Linked DNA regions of Mus musculus: region 2 is linked to region 1. Evidence: chromatin loops called from intact Hi-C (ENCODE). Cell type or tissue: gastrocnemius. All regions are shown on one strand. Links, peaks and the distances in the headings refer to the core of each region. The heading gives the core; the rest is flanking DNA.

What was found. Hi-C counts contacts between places; a loop is a spot of excess contacts. Peaks named below come from ENCODE experiments on the same cell type or tissue, not always from the same donor. Only the 100,000 strongest peaks of a DNase experiment are listed, where the experiment ranks them.
Region 2: it touches region 1 in a loop (4-fold over the local background); 4 of 42 quality-filtered maps call a loop at or near these places.

What each region holds. Positions count from the first base shown.
Region 1 is chr9:41,716,128-41,727,052 of GRCm38, reverse strand. All of the region lies in intron 2 of Gm35835 (a long non-coding RNA gene), which reads left to right. Among named protein-coding and RNA genes, the nearest start is that of Gm35835, 16 kb to the left of the region's middle. In gastrocnemius, for the core only: no CTCF peak of the experiment used is centred there; no DNase peak of the experiment used is centred there.
Region 2 is chr9:41,477,072-41,487,996 of GRCm38, reverse strand. The region is part of intron 3 of Mir100hg (Mir100 Mirlet7a-2 Mir125b-1 cluster host gene); the gene reads right to left. Among named protein-coding and RNA genes, the nearest start is that of Mir100, 49 kb to the left of the region's middle. In gastrocnemius, for the core only: a CTCF peak has its summit at 9,356 (motif pointing left); no DNase peak of the experiment used is centred there; H3K4me3 peaks cover 770 bases; H3K27ac peaks cover 6,101 bases.

The DNA.
Region 1 (10,925 bases), core at 1,450-9,449:
TCTGACACCTTATCTAGAATAGCAACTGTCTGTACACTGATCAGTTTTTCCTTCACCCAACAGGCAAATGGACAGAGACCCAGGATTATATCATGGGCTTTTTCATTTGTATGTGAATCATGGGTTTTCTTCATACTCACTTGCCCTTAAACTCTGCGTTATCTGGAGGGTGTGTGTATGAAGACCAAGTCTTTATGTTAGTCTTTGATATATCACCAAACTCCTGGTGGTGCCAGGCCTATAGCTCAGGAGATATTCACTTCTGCTGGAAATGATTCCACCTGGGATGTTGCTAGTGGAGACACACCACAAAGCCTTTGCTAATGGACACCTCCCAGCATCCCTCACTCTGTATTCCTCTCAATCTGCAGCCAGTGCACGGCCCATTCTACTCCTCTTTGCTCTATTTGGTAAAGATTATTTTGTCTGCCTTTATTTCCACCAAGGTCACGGCCCCTTACGTCCCCTGGAGCAGGGACATTTGTTCCTGGCATCTCTTTATGGACATGCACTAATGCCGGACATCTATCTAATCGAGTCTTTAGTCTGATTTTGCTGACTGGCTTAGATTTAAGGTGCTGCTCGATTTCTTGCTAATGGTTATAAATGTGCCAAGGAAGGGAAAGTGAAAAGTCCAGTGTGTAATGAATCAAACGTGACCTGGTCTGAGCTAGAGCCCTTCCAGAGATACACCTGAGACACACCCACCCCATCCCACCATCATTGTCTCTCATTAGAAAGGACTCCAAACCTTGGTAAGCACTTTGAGTTTGTGGGGCTGCATTGACAGCAAGTGCACTTCTTGCCCTGCCCACTTCCAGCAGCCTCAACAGGTTAGGTCAGGTTAGACTGGTCAGGCCATCATCCTCAGTTTGACAACAATACCACTAAGGTTTGGGCATAGCTGTGCATGCCTTTAATTTGAGTACTAGGGAGACAGAGACAGTTGGATCTTGATGACTTCAAAGACAGCTTGGTCTACAGAGTGAGTCCCAGGCCAACTGGTGCTGCTATATCATGATGCCCTGTTTAAGCAGGGTGGGAGAAGAAAGAGAAAGACCATGAAGGGTGAAAGTAGAGGAAAAGGAGGGGTTATTTAATGTAGACACACCAGAAATAAAAAACAATGAAGGGGTTCAGAGACTTTCCAAATCCTTTGGGTCCAGTCATGGGTTAGATTTGAAAAGATGGTGAGATGGGAGATCTTCTGAATCAAGCAGCCCCAGTCAAGGGGAGGGCCTGCACACCATTAACCCATAGGCCCTAATTGTCCTGCAGGATGTCTTCAATTGCTGGAGGACCAGCCCCACCTTCACTGTTAATTATCCTCATCTGGAGAATGGAGGAAGGGCAGAAGGTCTTACGGTGTTCAAGGTGACATAAAGGACAGTAAGTTATATCTGTGCCTTAGGGCCAAGTACAGATACAAAATGAAGGCAGAGGTACCAGGCCTCCATCCTGCCTTAAGAAGCCCTGAGGGCCCAAGTGAAGAGTGGATGCCTCTAGCAAAAGCAACTTCTAAGTGTCCAGTTTCTCCTTCCTGGGCTTCCCACATATAAATAAGCTGTGTGTATAGCATTGCTCTTATCTCTTCGAAAATTAGTGCTCAGAGTATCCCTTACACCAGTGTGTGTAATACATCATGGAAACCGTTGCTCAGTGTTCGCAGAGAGGTGACTCCCTTTAACAACCACCGTCTAGTAGTCAATACAATAGGCGCTTCCTCTCTCATTATGGAAAGTTCTTACTAAAGGGTATTTAGTGTTTCAAACTTTAATAACTACAAACAAATCATTCCACGTGTGTGCAAGACCATTACTTAGTCCTTCCACAGGTGGTATGACAACAACACACACTCCACTGCTTGACAACACGACATGAGCCTGTGGCTTCCTCATCCCACCAGGGTCCAGGATTTGAAGAAGCTAAGGGGCAAACAGATTGTTTTATAGGTTTGACTTGCCTCCCTACCCTTCTGCTCTCCTCCTCCCCCTCCCCCTTGTATGTGTATGGATTATGTGTGTACACTCACATATTTTCCTGTGTGAATGAGGATGCAAATGTACACACATGCCGAGGTCAGAAGGCCAAGCCCGAGTGTCATTCCTCATTGTCCACCTTCAGACAAAGCCTCCTTGTTTTCTGTCATGTACATTAGGCAAGCAAGCTGGCCTCCACATTTCCTGGGAATCTTCCATCTTTATCCCCTACCTCCCCATAAGAGTACCAGGATTACAGATGCTGCCTCTATATAATATATCCAAGTCTTACTTTTATGTGGGTTCTGGGGACTAAAACTCAGTTCCTCACACTTGAGCAACAAGCACGTTTCCCCACTGAGCCATCCCCCCAGTCTGCATTTCTCATATTTATATTTCATGTGCTCTTTCTATATTCTGTGGGTTGTGAGTCCATGAGTTATTCTGCTATTGTTCTGGGTTATTGGCCGTTTGACTGAAAACAAAGACCTTTGCATGTATTAAATGCACCAGCCCTTTGGTCAGTGAAAACGTTTTCCCAGTTTTCATTCATCTTTATGTTTTATTCATATCTAATTTACTGTGCCCAAAATGGAGTTAAATTGGTCACTTTTCCATTGAGGGATGATTTTTAAACTCCAAGGTGTTTCAGCTTTTTCTAGTATTGCAATCTTAAATGATATATTTTTTCCATTACATTTTCTTTAGAATATTTTATTATGAAATATATCACGAAATGGCACTTCGAAGTATATTTTTAAAAAATACATATGTGCCCATCACTTCAACAAAACTTACTGACAAAGTTGATACCTCAACCTGCCTCCTACCACTCTCCTATCACTTCCCCTGTGCTGGTGATTTTCTCATTTATTGTTATGGTGAGTGAGTGTGTGTGTGTGTGTGTGTGTGTGTGTGTGTGTGTGTGTGTGTGTGTGTGTGAGTGTGTGTATGTAGGTGCCAGAAGGCCAGAAGAGGGTGCTGGACTCCCCAAAATGGGAGTGACAGGCTATTGTGAGTTCCCTGGCTGTGCATTCTAGGAACTGCACTTGGTCTTCTGCAAGAGCAGCCAGTGTTCTTAACCATTGAGCCATTTCTTCAGTCCAAGGAGTAGCTCAAAGGAGCAAAGATTTATTTGGGCTCCGAGTTTGAGGAATGTGGTGTGTCATGGAAATTAAGGCAGGGTGGCATGTGGCTGCATGGTGGCAGGTGGCTTCACAGCAGTGAGAACTACATTTGGTTAAACAAGAATCAGAGAAAAGACAGAAAGTAGGACAGCCCTAGCTGTTTATTTGGTGGTGGTGGTGGTGGTGGTGGTGGTGGAAGAGTTGTGGACTTTTATCGAAGGTTATTTGTGTTCTAAGTGAGACATTGAGTGCAATTTTTTTTGTAGTAATTTCCAACCCCAATAAGCCCATATAAAAACACACACACTCCAGTTATATTTATAAGCTATATGCCTAGATTGGGCAGGTCTAGCACTATACTAACTTATTCCCCAGCTATGAGACTCTTTGCTACTTGTGGTTTCTCCTGACCACTCAGTTTTTCTTTCTCTTCCTCCCCTTCTGTTCTCTCTCCCTTCCCTACTCGTTTCTCCCCTCTCTACCTGCCCCGACTTTTAAAGACCTCTCGTCCCAACTTTCCTCTCCACTGCCCAATCACAAGCACCTTTATTGACCAGTTAAAATGGGGAGAAAGTTCACATGAGATCACCTGCGTATGTGATCAACTGCGCATCTTGAGGAAGCAGAATTAACAGCAGAATTCAAACAGCACCAGGACAACCCACAACAGAGTATAAACCTTGAGACATGTTCTCTAATGAGCCACTCCTTCCAGCTTGGCCCCACCTAAGTTCAGCCAAAACCTTAAAGGTTCTATAATTTCCCTAAACAATAACATTAGCTAAGGACCAAGTGCTCAACACAGGAGCCTGTGGAGGCATTGCAGAGTGAAAAGACTTTAAAGACATGGGCACATGTTCTTAAACAAGCCCTGGGATTGTCCTGTTGAGAAGGCTAAGCTGATTCCATGACAGGCTTCAAATTGCCAGTTAAGGAGACTAGGACTAAATCTCTGTTTCCAAGAACTGGGCAAATCCAGGCAAGTCCAGGCCTCAGAAGCTGCCCTGCCACCTGGCCTGAGGCAAGGACAAATGGATCAGCAGCAGTTTCCAGACTCCCTCATCGACTTCCTGAACAGTAGAGAAAGTTTCCCTGACATAGAACTGAAAGCTTTATTTCCCTGACCATTATCCCGGCTCACGCCATACTTGTTTTGAGGGAGATAGGGTCTCAGGAACTAGGCTTAAGAGAGAGCCCTTGCTGTCTAATCCCACTTGGTACTTGGAATACTGAAACTTCCACGATTTGCCAGTCTGGCTGGGTGCAAAAGAGAATCCTGTTCAGTCTGATTCACTTGATGAATAGTGACTTTGAGCGTCCTTCATTTTTATATTTTTCCTTCTGTGTTGGGGATTGAGTTCAGGGCTACATGCATGCAAGCTAAGCATTCTCCCTTTGACCTATAGATCCAACCTGAATATCATTACCAAGGTGTGCTCAGGATCGAGGTTTCTCTTTTTTTTATTTAAATGAATCAGCTATGCAACTAGGAAGATGGCCGTGCAGTTAAAAGCATGTGCCGCTCTCCCAGAAGACTTGTGTTTAGTTCTTAGCACCAGAATCAGGCAGCTCACAACTGCCTATAACTCCAGCTACAGGAGATCTATCTGATGCCTTCTTCTGGCCTCATAGGCATTTGTGCTCGTACGGCATACACACACACACACACATACACACACACACACACACACACACATGAATACAAATGAATCATAAAAACAAAAAAACTTAAAAGAACAAGTTGATCTCTTTTGTCTATTTGGAATCCTTTAAGTTTTTTCTTATATTTTAAATGGAACTTGACTAGGGACACTCTTAATGTTGTTTTCTTGTGTATGAGCTATAGACAGTATTTCAGGGTGATGTGTGAGAGGGGCCTATAATGTTCTTGTATTCTTTACTACTTGAAGTGGCAATCAGATCTTCTCTTGTTTTGGATTGGTCTGAGTGTGTCACTTCTAATGCAACAATGGTGGCATGCTTTTTCATCAGTTAGGTCACAGAGCAGGTGTGGCTTCCTGGAAGTTTGCACTTCACTTTGAGTGACGTGTCCTGGGGTAAGCCAGCTGCTATGTTGCAAGAGCATTCAGACTGCCCTGGAGCGAGGCTCATGTGGTCAGGAACTGGGGCCAACAGCAAGGAAGAAATTGAGACTTCCTGCTGACAGCCACATGAATGTGATGTCTTAGATGTGAATCCCTGGACACCTGTCACCCTTCAGGTGACAGTGGCTGCAGTCAACAGCTGAGAGACAGCTGCATGGAGGACTCTGAGCAAGAACCACCCCGCCAGTCTGCTCGTGACATCCCAGGAGACCTGTGTGGGATAATAAACATTTTTCTGTTCTAAGTTTCATAGTATATTTCTCTCACTATAATATAATTTCACAAATGAGGTCACTCGTAGATAACTTTGTTTCCTGTAGTCTAAAGGCTTAGAATTGCAAGACAAAGATCTTGAGTCTGAGATTACACCTTCTGGTCCACAAACAGTGCCTTCCAACCGTGTCCTCTCATGGTGTTAGGGCCAGGAAGATCCTGAACCTCTGTTTAGAGGGACACTAACTCTATTCTTGAAACCTCTCTCATGGTGATCTACTCAGCCCACTTCTAAACACATTGGAATTGCACGTCAACAAACAAATTGTAGACGGAACACATTCAGTCTAAAACAACCGCTAAATGTTGAGTTAGCGAAGGCTGTGGGTTAAGAATCTTAAGTGCCTCTGCAAAACACATGAAACTCAAGAAGAATGAAGACCAAAGTGTGGACACTTTGCCCCTTCTTAGAAATGGGAACAAAACACCCATGGAAGGAGTTACAGAGACAAAGTTTGGAGCTGAGACGAAAGGATGGTCCATCTAGAGACTGCCATACCCGGGGATCCATCCCATAATCAGCCTCCAAACGCTGACAGCATTGCACACACTAGCTAGATTTTGCTGAAAGGACCCTGATATAGCTGTCTCTTGTGAGGCTATGCCGGGGCCTAGCAAACACAGAAGTGAATGCTCACAGTCAGCTATTGGATGGATCACAGGGCCCCCAGTGGAGGAGCTAGAGAAAGTACCCAAGGAGCTAAAGGGGTCTGCAACCCTATAGGTGGAACAACAATATGAACTAAGCAGTACCTCCTGGAGCTCGTGTCTCTAGCTTCATATGTATCAGAAGATGGCCTAGTGGGCCATCAGTGGAAAGAGAGGCCCATTGGTCGTGCAAACTTTATATGCCTCAGTACAGGGGAACGCCAGGGCCAAGAAGTGGGAGTGGGTGGGTAGGGGAGGGGGGAGGGTATGGGGGACTTTTGGGATAGCATTGGAAATGTAAATGAAGAAAATACCTAATTAAAATAAAATAAAATAAAAAATTTAAAAAAAAGAAACTTAAGTGTCACCAGCCTCTCAAAGGAGAAGGGGAGGGAGGATGGGGCGAGGCACTGTAAGAGGGGAGGAGCAGGAGTCGGGGCAGCAATTGGGACGTAAAGAGAATAAATAAATCGATAGATAGATAGATAGATAGATAGATAGATAGATAAGAATCTATAGCAGTAGTTAATATCATTTTGAGACAATTTGTCAAGTGGTATCCAATAGTTAATACATATAACTTATTTCATTGTATTGTTGGTTTTCCTATTTTGCCACTGACCTTATTGCTAAGGATTTCAATATTTTCTATATATACAATAAACCTGGTATTAGCCAAAACTCATCCTATTTTTTAACAACTAACCTGACAGTAGTTTGAGACTAAATTCCATAATTATTTATTTTGCTGTTTATTTTTCGTGTTTCCATGAGCCGCTAAAAAATTATGGGGAGCTTTGTCAATGTCTTTTGGGATCCTTCAGAGAAACTTGGCTAGTTTCTTTTCTTGCCTTAAACTTAAGAGTCTCGTTCTGCCTAGCCAGTTGAATGCTGAGATTACAGATGGATGCATGCACAGATGGCTGTTGTTTTATATTCTTGCTGAGTTCTACTTTTGCTCTGATGTTTGCAACAATGGAATTCAAGCGCTATTGTTTATAAAATCTAGGCTAAGTCTGAAGCGTTCATACCCTTTTCTATGTGACACCTTTTATAATCAATGTTAAACTTGTACCATAACAGAAATGAAATGTTTCTTGTTTGTTCCCCATGCATCAAAACAAAATAAATCAAGATGGGCAAATAGTGAATATTTTAGATTTTGTGGGTTACAGGGTTATGGATCCAGTGACCCAGCTCAGCTATTATAGCGGGACAGTGGCTGTAAATAACATACAAATAAACAGTCTAGTTATGCTGCAATAGAATTTTATTAATGAAGAGGAGAGAAGGGTTGGGTTTGGCCCATGGAATATTGTTTGTGGAGCTTTAAAATAAATCAGCTTTCAGAAACTTTAAGTTGCACATAGGCTCCTGGGAGTCTTAGACCCAGGTCTCCTTCAGTTGGTTTGAAGAAAGCCTCTGCATTTCTCACCAGCTCCTGGCTGCTGACTGGCTGCTGATCTCCAAGCACTCTGCCAGTGTTGGAGTTGAGATGACTTGAAATCTGCGCCTCCTTTCCTTTCTCCACCTCCTTCTTCTCTTCTCATTGGTTAAACTCATTTTTGAACAAGGGAAGGTATAGTTCTTTTAAGTTCTGAATTTCTTTGGGGGTGTCTGTTCTTTAAACTTTTGATCTGTTTCAAGATTGGTTTTCGGAAGCCACAGTTTCCTAGAAAACTTCATATTTCTGTGCAAAGTGTTACACAGAGTAATTATTACAGATTCCTTTCCATTTCCTGTTGTTATTTTTCTGTTCTTACTTCTCATGTTATATGTTTCTGCTGCAATTTGCTAACTTTTATCTTTATCCTACTTTATTTTTTTTTAAAAAGGTCCATTGCTTGAGAATATTCTTTGATTATATCCTGTGAGTGTGTGTGTGTGTTTTTAATTGTTTCTGCTTTGACCTTTATTCTCTCTTCCTTTAGGTCACATGATCATCCAGGGTCTAAGACTGCTGTAAGACCCTGGATTTTCCACTGAATCGTGCCTTTATCGTAGTGCATAGAACCTGTTATTAATTATGATTGCTGTTTTCTACAGAGGCGTCTTTGGCAAAAGGATTATGTAAGAGTTTCTACTTCTATTTATGACAGTTTAGTTTTGAATTTAGGTTCAGTTTTACTGCGGGTTTATCTGAGAATGTCATCTACAAAAACCTTCTCTTGATTCAACCCCCTACTAATGGTTTTCTTCTGATCTTTGACAGTTTGACGTCATGAATTGGCAAATGATGGTATTTGGTACCCAGAGTCACAGGTGTTCTCCCCTGTGGGTTTTAGCTTCCATTGTTTTGATGTTCCCTCTTTGACTTGTTTAAAGCTTTTTGGGTCAGTCTCTGACCACTTTCCCTCTATCCCTCTTTTTCAGCTTGTTGTATCTGTGTCAGTTATTGATGATGCCTTTCTTTAAACCCGAGGCAGTCTGCCACCTGGCAGAGTGAGTGAAGGTCATCCTCTTTGACAGACATTTGCTAACTTAGCTTTCATTATGACAGAGCATCTCTCAAGTGTCTCTTTCCTATTTCAACACTCCAACCGTCTCAGATGCCTCAAGCAATAGACAATAGAGCTCTCCCTGTCTCACTTTCCCTTTTAATCTTACCTCAGAGTTGGTTCTCAACTCAAACCTTACCTCGTCTCTATATCTTAACAGTTTTCTGGTCAGTGTCTGGCCTATTAAGCTGATCTTGAGTAGATAAAAAGTCCAACACAATTGAGATCCCCCTTGACTTATCTCTATACCAGTGTTAGAACAGTGCACTTTGTCTGGGTAGGATGACGTCTGTGTAGTACAGCCTAGCTCTCCATCACCTATGCATGTGAATATGTTGTTCCTACCATCAACTCTTTGGACCCCCAGCTGGGCAGTCAAGTCAACAGTCCCAAGATTTTGGTCATTACTTCCACTTTTTGTATCTGTTACTGGAGTCCATTCTTCAGGAAAGCAGCAGTCTATGTGGACAAGCTGAGAGCAATGTCTATGTGACTCTTCATAGTTTATTCTGGAGGTCAGGTTTTTTTTTGTTTTGTTTTTTATCAAAGCACATGCTCTTTTGATGATTGTTTCCTGTGGTTCTCTATAAAGTTGTCCTACCACAGTGAACTCTTCCCATGAGATCTGTAAGAGACTGTTGCAATGAATCTTAATAAAAGGCCTTCATGGACCAGCAAGATGGCTCAGCAGGCAACAATACTTGTTCCTGAGCCTGATGGCCCAGGTTTGATTGCAGGAAACCACGTGGTAGAAGGAAAAAATGTATTGCCAAAAGTTGTTCTCTGACCTACATATATACACACATGCAGTAAATATATACCTATACTCATAATCATATACAGGAACATACACATGCACACAAATTGATGATGGTGGTGATGGTGGTGAATCAACTTGAAGACTCAAAGAATGGAAAATTCTCTCTTCAAAATAATATTACAATATTACAACAGTGGAACAATTCTTAAATTACTATGTATAACCTGCATATATATATATGTGTGTGTGTGTGTGTGTGTGTGTGTGTGTGTGTGTGTGTGTCAGTTAGCCCACTTTGCAATCTTAGGTAAATTATGTCATTACTATTTTCATCACAATAGCTTTGAAAGTTAGAAAACTTCAACTCAAAGAAGTTGAATGAAAAACAAAGTGATGTAAGTTATAAGTACGAAAGAACCACAGGTCTGTCTAACTCAAAAATCACACCATTGTCAATGGTGCTTGCTGATTGGCTTTCCCCCAAAGTTAAAAAAAAAGTATATTTAACTGATTAATAATCTTATGCTGGAATGGATTCCATACCATAATCATAGTAAAGGCTTACTCACTAGAGAATGTTCTATGAACAAGAGTAACACCAGAAACTCACCAGTCATAGGGCACGGCTTCTAGATAACTTTCCAAGTTTCTTTCTTAAATTTTTTTGATGTCTGCAGATGAATAAATGTTCACTTGTTCATGCTTAGGGCAGCTTGTAGGCTTAACATTCTTTAATCTATAGTATTTTCTTCTATGTTAGGTGTTGAAATTCTCCCAAAGGCTTGTGTGTTAGAGGCTTGTTCCCCACGATAGCATACTAGAAAAAGGAGGAAAACTCTTAAGGGAGGTCTTTAGGTCATTGCGTGTGTTCCAAAAGGTGGTTGTCGGATCCCAGAGCCTGCCTTTATAGTGATGAGGTACTAACACCAACTCCCCTAAGAGATGGTGACTTGGTTAGAATAAACCAGACTAGTTGCTATAACAAATACACCCCAGTCCCTAGTGATTTCAACCATAAACAGTTGTTTTGCCTGTGTTAATTCACATTAGCTGCGGTTGCTCTGGCATATTTCCAGTTATTCATTGTGAGGCTTAGACTTCTTTTCTTTATGGCTCTACCCTTACCGGGTCCTGGAGTCTTCTTCAATTAGTATTGTCATTCATCAGAAAAAAAGTGATGATATGAAAGACTTTCTGCTATTCTTCAGTTTCTGAGACAGGGTCTCAAACTCATTGTGTAGCCAAGGCTAACCTTGAATTCTTGGTGAACTTACCTCTATCTCCTGATATAGGAGTATAGTGGAAGAATTCTGAGGCTTGTCTACTATGTTTATCATGTTAAAAATTTCCTGGAAAATAAAAGCACTTTGGGGAGAAAGGGCATATTTAGCTTATAAGGCCAAGTTAAAATCTATTATAACTTGAAGTGCACAGTCACATCTACAGTCAAGATCAGAGAGAAAGAATGAATGTATGGCTACTGCTCACCTCATGATCCCTACTTTTGTTCAATCCCAGACCCAAAACCAGGAATA
Region 2 (10,925 bases), core at 1,604-9,603, 240 kb after region 1:
CCTTTAGCCAACAGACCTGCACCTGCAAAGTGGATTGGCCTCACCTAAATCTCGAGGAATAAGCAGGCAGAGGAGCAACAGGTAATCTAGGCTCACTGGGTGCCATTCTAAAGTAATAGTTTACATTAATCGAGAGCCTACCAGCATTCAGGTTCTACTTTAAGTTTTCCAAGTAACTTTAAGTTTTCTAAATCACTCCATAAGATCAAATATAAGTCCCTTTGTAGACCCTAACCCCAGTTAAGGCGGGGGGGGGGTGAGCTCAGAGTGGTGAATGACTTTTCTCAAGATGACATATTAGTAAGATGCACACTGCGGTGCAAACCTCCAGCAGTTGGGTACCAGAGTACGAACTTTCCGATTCCTCATTTCATCCTTGCAAAGGTTAGAACACTACCATCTCTGTCATGCACATGAGAGCACCTGGAGAAAGTAAGTGACATGATCAAGGGTGTAAAGATTACTGACTTGTTTGATCTGAGAGCTGAACTCAGTAGAGGCAAGGTCCCAGGGTTGTCCTGGCACTACGTCACATCAAGCATTCCCCACTTGGAGAAAGAAATGTGTACACTGGATGCTGCATGCGTTCACAGCCTCACGGGAGCTCCAGGAGGTTATGAACTGAATGTATTCTGGAGAGATTCTAGAAAAGAGGGGAAGGGCATTAGAATGGGAAAAAAAGTTGCCTAAGGAAAGTTCCTGTGGGTGAGGTAAAAGAATAGGCTGGTGACAAGAGTTGACTCTGTCTCTTGACACTGCCCTATCTCTACTCTGAAGAAAAGGAAAGGCTAGCCTTAGCAGGTGGTAGGAAGGCTCTATTACAGATATGGGTCATGCTCGGAACAGTAGAGGCCTGGAGGAGAGCAAAGAAGTTTTCTGAGATTACAGTAAAAGCTACTATCGATGATTCTGCCCCTCGCCCGGTAGGTCTCCAAAGGATCCCATCAAATACAAACTAGAAGAGTTACAAATCAAACCCATGCTCCCTCTTTAAAAGGGAATGAGAAAGGGCAGAAGGTGGGGAGGGGACGTCTCAATTTCAACATTTTCTAGGGATTTTTCCATGCAATTTATCCAGTAGAATAGGAAAATTGGATTTTTTTAAGGTTATTTTTGGCAACTTTTATTTTATTTATCCAGAGCTTTACTGGATAAATGAACTCAAATTTTGGCAGAATGTCGCTAAATCATGTGCTACTTTTATCTAACCCAAAGCCTAGGGCTCACCCTTCAGTAACAACATTCATTTGCTCAGAGGTCTCTAAGAGCAGTACTTTCAATAGCCTATGATGTTTGAGGAGGACTATGGGACCTCACTGGCCAACAACTCCAAAAGATCCTGGCACTTGTCTTTTTATGTGATAGCCTACAGTATCTACTAGAATCTACTGCTAAATGGAACACAACATCAAACGGACTCCTAATGGCTTATAGTTATACTCATCAATTAATCCATTACCCACAACAGGTCAACATACAGAGATTAAGAGACTAGAGAATGCTCGGCTCTAAGCGAAACGTTTATATTGTATATGCTCCTCCCAAGGGTTGGGGGTCATTGTGGAAGACAGCATAAAGAGATTGTAAGAGGAGCGGTGAATAATTACAAGAAGGCTGTGTTCTGGCCACAGCAAAGAGTTGCAAATATTAACTCACAGCAGTTGAGACAACATGAACAGGACCTGCATAGGGTCAATACAGGTAAAATCCCAGCATGAGGAGAGGAAATGAACATGAAGCCCCACCCCCCGTTAAGGTGATATTGGCAATTGATAGGCACTGAGAAGTGGAGGGTAAGTATTCTTTTAAGGGTACGGCCCCTGTGAGTTGATCACGTGCCAGCAGAATGTCTCACATCCAATGGACAGGGCTGGATCTCAGAGTGAGGGGAAGGGAATGAATACGATCAAAGTACATTAGAAAAATCTCGGGTAACAAATTAAAAACGAGACTAGAATAACAGTATGTTCCTACTAGCTAGGAGTTGAGAGGATTTCAAACTGTCCCCCAGTACTCTGAAATAAAAGTTCTAAAGTACTTCGTGAATGAATTAATATAATTGGGCAAAAATTGGAGGAAGCGAAATCTGCAAAGGTTTCATTGTGCACCCTTGGCTGTGCTCTGTGTGTCTCATCCGCCACAGTGACAATCTCAGCCTTCTCAAGCTTGTCTGATCCATAGGATGCCTTCCGATTTCTGTGGCACTCACAGCAAAACCTCATTGACCTTGAATCTGGGAACGTAAGCCTGCTCTCTGCCTTTGTAAGGTCTGGAAAGACGATTCTCAGTAGCCTCGAACTAGAAGGATGGGAGAATGGACAGATGATGAGGATTGTGAACTGGCTATGCCTTTGACTGGGGTATCTGAGCCTCTACTTACGATTCTCTGGAGCAGTCAGCAAACAGGAATAAGTCAGAACTCCTTAATATGCCACTGCACATTTTTTTCAGTGCCACCTTCAAGGAAGTAAAGAACAATGGAGTCTTTCTCCCGTATAATGCTGGTGTCAGAGTGTAATGAGAGACAAGTCAGGCACTCGTCTCATAAGGACTCTACAGAACTAAAGAAGCGCACAGAGGGAATGGTTATCTGTACCGTGGTCTTGAATGCATATGTCAGCTACACTTAATGAGTTCTGTCCACAGTCCTTGACACACACTGAAACAAAGCCCCTGCTAAAGGTAGCAGGTCATTATGCATTCATTGGATGGTGCTACGTGGTCTCTCCCATACCTGATCTAAGACTCACCTAATATAGTGGCATCATACATCTCTCTCTGTAAGACCACCAGGAGGAACAACTTTATAATGCCATAATATCATTTATCATGGGCTACAGAAGAGGCAACAGGTGCTCAAGGGAATGTCTTATGGGAAGAGGAAGTCTGTGGGTGAAACTTCTATCTACAACAATGCTATTTTCTTCCCAGAAAGAACACCTTAAACCCAACAACCAAACCATTTGAAAAATTCTTAATGCATCACATGGGCAGCAGTCAGGCTGTCCTGTCCTCAGAGGCAAATTATGTAAAAAAAAAAAAAACAAAAAAAACACATAGTTAGCTCATTAATATATTATGCATTTTGCAATGACACTAGCCAAGATTTTGGCCAGTAAGTAAATTAATATAAATATTGCATCTCTTTTCATCATCTGTATAACTGTGCAAGACATGGTGTCTTCAGATCATGCTGTAGAGATGAGGGAGGGCAAGATTATTACCAATGTAACACCTGGCAGAGTGAAATCAAAACCTAGACTCAGCCCTCAGATTTAGCTCATCATGAAGCAAGTCAAAGCCCACCTTCCTTGAGAGATTTCCAGGGTAAACTCATAATTAGCCTGACCATTTTATAATTTCCTAGCTCCTAGCACACTATTCTATAAAATCAGTACATTACTGGAAGCTGTTATTAAAATTATTTTATGGATCTCTATTCTATTTTTGTATTTGAACATACAGCTCTGGCTTTGTGTATCCTACAACCTTCCCATATGCTGCTCTCACCCAAGTGAATGTCCCTTCTCCAGGCCTCTTGTGCATTCAACACTCAGCACGGGCCAAGGGAGGCTCCCTTCTACCCTGGAAATTTTCCAGCCTTTAACATCACTGACCATTGAGGAAGCCTGCTCAATCTCACGTCCCTAATGCACACAGTGCCCATTCTACTGCATATCTCCTGAGCGTCTATTCTCTTCCATTTCCTTCAGGACCTCAGTCGGCTCGAGAAAAGAAATCTTAGCTCATTTCTCTCACAACCCCAGAAGCTAGCGATTGAGAAATGCATACATAGTCCAGTAAAGGGCCGTGAAATCCAACAAGGCAGCCAGCAGCTTTGAGGAATTCCAAGTCTTATGGAAGAGCGCGGCATTTGAAGAGAGTATGGTGAGGTGTACTTCCCACACCTCAGCAGGTTTGTGGTACTTTGGGAACAGAGATACGAAGAGGCTGCAATATCCCTACAGTGAAGCATTGGAAAGCAAAATTGAACCAAGTCTTGAGAGAAGATTGGAAAGTCAGCAGATAATGTTTATAGAGCTGAGGAGTATGTGGAAAGGAAAGGGGGAAGGCAGTCCTACGATGTGCTGTACAGTCCACGGGTTCTCCCTGGAGGAACCAACCCTCACTCCACTATGTCTGCTGAGTCTAATAGCATGACCCATCACATTCTCTGCTTTTGCTGGGACACCAGTCTTCCAAGAGGCTTTGAAAAATTATTTAGCCTCCTCAGGGAAGTAGACCTGAGGGCAGAATTGGTAGAGAGAATAGAGGTGCAGAGGTTCAATGGATTGAGATAAAGATCTATCAAGGATGAGGTGGAAGGAAGGGTCAGTCTTTGGCTCAGATAATTTCTGAAACCTTGGTGTACCCCATACCTTCCTGGAGTTTGGATTTTTAATCAGACTTATTCTTACAAACACAAGATCCTAGCCAACCACAGCAAGACCTTAAAAATAACACTTCATACTATTTATACATAGAAATGGGCCAAAAAAAAAAAAGGGTGCTTGAGGTTCTATCCCTCAAATGGATACTTCCTGATTGTGCTGGCTAGTTTTGTGTCAACTTGAAGCAAGCTAGAGTCATTTAGAAAGAAGGAGCCTCACTGAGAAAATCCCCTCATGAGATTAGCCTATGGAGGCGTACTTTTTGATTGGTAACTGATGTTGAAGTGTCGAGCTCACTGGGTGGTTTCACCACTGAACTGCTGGCCCCGAGTGTTATAGAAAAGCAAGTTGAGCAGCCCATGAGGAGCAAGCCAGTAAGCAATGTTCCTCTATGGTCTCTACTTCCACTCTTGCCTCTAGATTGTGCCTTGAGCTCCTGCCTCGACAGGCAGTTCCTTCAGTGACGGACTTCAAGCTGTCAGATGAAATTGACCATTCCCAAGTTGTAGTTGGTCATAGTGTCTACCACAGCAATAGCTCGGTCTCTTTATTTAAATACGGAGACACAGGCTTGCGAATCTATGCCATTGGCTTCCATTCTACTCCCAACAATTCATCTAAATCCAAACTCTTCCCCCAATCAATTGTCCTAGCCCCAAGGCTGTCTACTTTACAAGATTCCTGCCAGCTCTTTAGTCTCAAGGTGATCATGGGGTTCATATTTGGTGAAAAAATATCAAAATAGACCAAAAAATGAAATAAAAATCATGGCATGACCACAGAGTAATGACTTCATTGGTTTTTGGGTTTTTTTGGTGTTTTAATTTGTTCAACAGCTTCGTCCCAGCATGCACCTGCTTCTAGAGTAGGCTATGTAGAGACAAACAAAGCATTCTTCTTGGCCTTAAGCAACTTACCAAGCAGAGTGAGAAATAGCACAATTTCCCAGCATTCATGTACCTCAAGTTAGCCTTCTGTGAGGATGTGGACTTATTTTTTTTAATAATTTCTGGTAAGTCTTTTTAAAGCCAGTCATGATGCAAATGAAAACATCCGCTCACAATTTTATAGCTACATTTACATTTATTTTTAATAAATAAAAATGGCCTATTAGCTGAGCCGATTGAATATGACAATTTGTCTATTATTTTTTTTGAAAATGTAAACTATACTCCAAAAACAATTCTTTTTCTCACACCAAGTATCTGAAAGGAATGTATTCCAGATTCTGAGTCCTACCACTGAGAGAGAGTATAGTGATGCTTTGCCCAGGCATCATCAGTACCCCAGATGTATAGTATTCAGAATAAATACGTTTCAAAGCATTTGTTAAAGTATTGAGCTCTGGAATTTTTTTAACTTCCAGTCAGGCATATATCTGCCCAGATATAGGTACCAGGATCACTTTAGTTCGCATGGAGTTTCTCCCACCTTTGTGATTCTGCAGTTGTTCAAACTGGATTTCTCCAAGTCTGTGAAGAGCTGAAGAACTATTCCTGTCCTGGTTCTCTCCCTATGTAGGTCAAATCCCATCTCAGCGAGGACCCTGCCAATAACCACCTCGTGACCTGGTTATTTTAGATATCTTGATGAAATGAGAATCAAACCCGACCTCCAAGGCAGAGTTGTCTGTTACAGAACCTGACCTGAATACTATTTAAGCAAAGTATGTCCCTGTCATAGTTTTTCCTTTTCAGTCTTCAAGGTACCAAGTGAGAACAGAGCAGTTGCAGAAAAATTATCAATGAGTACAAAAAGTCCTGATCACTGATGGAAACCGCCGAGTCATGGTGTCTGGGGACTCACAGCTATGCATCATCAAATAAGAATGATTTCTGTCATAGCCAGGCTATCAGGATATGCCTGTACTCATAGCAATCAGGAGGCAGAGATAAGAGAATCATATATTCCAGGCTAGCATGATACATGTAACACATAAAGTAAATCAAGGGCTAGACAGGTGGTACAAAGCTTACTTAGTGTGCATATATCTAGGGTTTGACACCCAGTGCCACACATACAAAAAATATGCACACAAACACACACATTCATATGCATGCCTATGCATGCATATACACGGGTATGCACATGATATCCCTCTTGCATCTGTCATTCACTCAAGTTATAGAAAGGCAGGGAAATTGGCCCAAAATATGTCAGGCTTATGAATAAACTTGGTTGGCCAGTAAGCTGGCTCAGTGGGTAAGACATCTGCTGTCAAACCTGATGGTGTGTGTTCGATCCCTAGGACTCATAGTGGAGAGTGAGGACCAACTCCTCAAGTTGTCCTCTGGTTTTCACAGGTATGCCATGGCATATGCACATACCCCCTACAAACACGGAGTGCCAAGGAGTAAAAAGAGGCTCTCTTATCATATTGGGTATCCCATACCTGATGCTTCTTTCTCCACTCCCTGAATGGAAACTCCCTGAGATGAGTCTGTTTAGTTGGTTCTTACAGTATTTATTGAGTCCTGTAGAGAGAATATCTTGTGTATTGTATGAATGCATCATCGGTCAAGGAAAAAGCCTATGGCCTATTGCTTAGGCAGAAAATATAAGAAGAGACATCTGGGAGAAGAAAAAATTCTAGGAGAGATTCACTAGGAAGATATGTCAAGACAGACACGTGGTACCTGAGCACAGGTAACCAGCCATGTGGCAGAACGTAGGCTAGACAAAATGGAATATTTTAAGCAATATCTAGTCAGAGAATAGCCTAGCTATATGGCAAATATATTTGTAAGTATATTTTGGATCTGAGTCTTATTTTTGGGGACACAGGACTAGGAGGGAGAACCGGGGCTTAACTTCAACAGAGTCCTCTAGTTAGAATGGACATTCAACCAAAATATGAATCTTCATTCCTAGAACCACGTTCAGGCCATAGAAACCACTAGATTTTGACTTGCTGGGCTGTCAAATAAAGAATGGTCTTTGTTAAGACTCGGTCTCATAGCCCTTCTATAACTATAGCTGCTGCATCCCCCCCCCCCACTCTAGCCCATTAGTGTAGCTTAGAGTTCTCTGGAATGCTTGTGGGACGCGCTCTTTGCGGTCATCATTAGGTCCACTTTCCTAACTAAACTTGGAAGTGTTTTATGATAGGAACTATGTTTCACAACATCACAATTTCTGTGTGAAAAGAGTAAGAATTCAATAAATGCCTCCTGCCCGATAATTGAGAGAATGGGGAGGAATGTTTCTCTTGTAATTACGAATGTTACAGATTTATGACTGAACCTCATATCTCAGACTCTGCCTGGACTTCCAAGTCTTCCATAGACCAAACTGGAGAAGCCGTGAGTCACTCTGCTTGGAGGGGAGGGGCGTGTGTTTGTGCAGGATATGTTTCCCAACCTCGATGAATCATGTGTATAATCGCCCAAACTGCATCCTGTCTGGGGAAGTAACCAAAACCCCTATTTCTGGCCCAATGGCTTTTTGGTTTATGAGTAAATGCCACTGGCATGCCATTAAATAAATGCCCTCAGAAAGCCCTCAGCTAGTGCCATACCTACAATAGTCAGGCTTGTGACAGATCAGTCATGCCTTGAGAACACGAGGTGAAGACCCATCTTTCTCAGCTTGTCTCTCTCTGGCACACTGCTGCCAAGTTCTGACTGAATGTTGTGATGCTCCTTCCCAAACTATAGGTCAAGTCATTCCCTTGCCCACCATCAATGAGCCCAGCATCTACAGAGAAGTTCTGAATTTTGTGTGTGCTGCACACACGTACATGTGCAAGCCTGTGCATATATTTGTGTGGGAGTAGAGGCCAACATCGGGTGCCCTTCCTGATTGATCTCTCCTTGGTTTTTTTGTTTGTTTTGTTTTGTTTTGTTTTGTTTTGTTTTGTTTTGTTTTGTTTTGACGGGGTCTTTCATTGAAGTTGGAGCTCACCAAGTCAGCTAGACTGACTAGCCAGTGAGCCTCAGAGATTCTCCAGTCTCCACCTTCCAAGGACGGGAGTTACAGGCACACACTGCTGCACTCAGAATTATTTTACAGAGGTGCTGAGGATTGGTCCCAGTTTGTCATACATACACAGCAAGAATTTTATCATCTGAGCTATCTGCCTAGTGTGACATCTCACTTTCTTTTAATTCTTAAAAATGTTTATATGTGTAAATGTTTGCCTGTTTGTATGTATGTGTTCCATGTGCATGCCTGGTACCCAAAGAGACCAGAAGAAGGCATTGGATCCTCTAGAATTGACCTTATAGATGGTTATGGGTCACTATGTGGGTACTGAGAACTGAACTCTGGTTCTCTGCAATAGAGAAAGTGCTCCTAACCACTGAGCCTTCGCCCCAGCCCCAAGACGTAACTTTTAAACCTATTGTCCAAGTTCCTCTAGAATCCGAACCCAGGCTATTTCACTCACTTTACTTCCTCTTCCCTCAATACCACAAGCTCCCATTTAACACAGCCAACAGATGCCTTTTCTGAATATACACAAAGCCTCACCTTCACTCTGTGATTTCGTTCCCTCTATCCTTCTTATAACTGCCGTCTCCTCCAATGTCTGAGGGTCAGAAATCTGTATTTCCTCAGACCTCACCCAATAGTGATTTCTCTACCCTGTCCACTGTGCTTGTCTCACAGGGGAAATTAACTTCTCCTTGGAGGACGCTGAGGCTTCTAATGTATATTATAGACACGTGTACACAATTGGCTCTCGGATAAACCCTTGCTTGGAGAAGCGAGTCTCGGTCAGTGCAATAATCTTACAACTAGCATCATTAGGTAAACTCAAAACAGTCAATATAAAGTCTGGAAGATGGAAAATCAAATTTACCGTCCTCAGGGAAGGCTCAGTGTTTCTTATTCTCAACATTCTCTCTTTATCCTTCACCCCCTTTCATGAAGATGTAAGATTAAGGAAGACTCTGGACTCTGAACACAGCCATTGTCCTGTTTCATTGTCCCAGCCTTCCTTCCTCCTGAGGTCCGCCTCCTTGTGGCCTACTTTGCAAACAGATGTCGTAAGCTTAGGAGTGGGGAGAGATATAATTTTGATATTAACTTGAATTAAGGAGAGAGAAATGTAATTAAAAGTGGATCTTCTGTTTCAAAAGGCAAACTTTTTATAAGATAGTATATTCTGCAACAAACACTTGCCTGTTACTTTCTTTTTCAGGGTATCTGTGCCATTGTGCCCATCTCTGGGCGGACAGAGAAATGAACACTGATGTAATAAAGCCTTGCTTTGTTTGATTACCAAGCAGGATGCTTTCTTTCCATTCTGCTTACTTGCACAGCCCTGGTCCTGAGAATGGGGACAGAAAAGATAAGCCGGGGTTCATCCAAGCCAAGAGCAGATAAGGTAGGAACAGAGCGTCAAGAATTTTCACTGTCCGGTGTCTTTGGCAGTTGACAGCATCTAGGGGAAGACTAGGAAATAAATACTCCTTCTCTGTCTCTCCAGTGGCTGACAGCCCCTACCTTACCTATGCCACTGAATGACTGAACCACCACAAGCAGATCCCTGCCTCAGTAGGATGTGCAGGCTTCGAAAATTCACACGTGCTGCCCACAGAGGAGTTGTAGCTATTCAAAGATAACTATTCTGTTCTCATTCTTCTACCTTGGGATTTGTAAGCATCTTTAAAGGCTTGGTAATGAGTATATTCAGCGTTGCAGGATATACTGACTTCCCAGAACTGTCTTTCTGGTCGAAAATGTAGCGATAGACAACATGTACACAGACCGAATTTTATTTTAGTAAAAATGTGGTTGAATAGACTTGACCCATGAACCGCACATGTAACTCTCTGCCATACGTGTTTAGCAAGAACAAAACATCAAAGGTAGAGAAAAATGTCTAAACTTGTTTTCTGGCACGAGGAATAATAGTGGTGAATTTTGTGAGACCTCCAGATGTCTCCTTAAGGTCCCATCTGAGATGAGAAGGTTTCAACCATGTTCAGTATTCTTACCACCATCAGGAGACACATAAAGCTATAGGACTTTTCTATACCTACCTCTGGACCACACTCTTCCCTGAGAAAGACAGTTCTGATATTGTTAAAGAAAATATCAATCACACTTGTGGTAAAAGGTCACTACATTTTTTAAACAAATTGGTCCTTTGAGCAAGATGAATTCTAATGGATTGGTTTATTAACCTAAAGGTTGAACCAGACTGCGAGTAACTAACTGATTTGTTCATAATTAGTATTATTTATAATTATTTTACTTGGGAAAAATATCACCTTAAATGTCAGGATGTTTTTTAATTGCCTCAGATGAGATTCAAAATAATTGACTTTGCAAATGTATTTTTAAAAACTCATTTAAAAATATCTGAAATTGCTGACAGTTTGTGTAGAAGAGGCAACATATCGATATTCATTACTATGGACAGAGCAGAAATTGATCCATGATTTTTTTAAGCCATGTGAATTGTGATCACTTCTGGACTCTAGAACAGCCAAATTGCCCATGAAGAAATTCATATCCTTATTCTTCATTAAGTATGCACTTGAGTGTCCTATGTTAATATTTATATATACTTTTCATTAAGTGCAG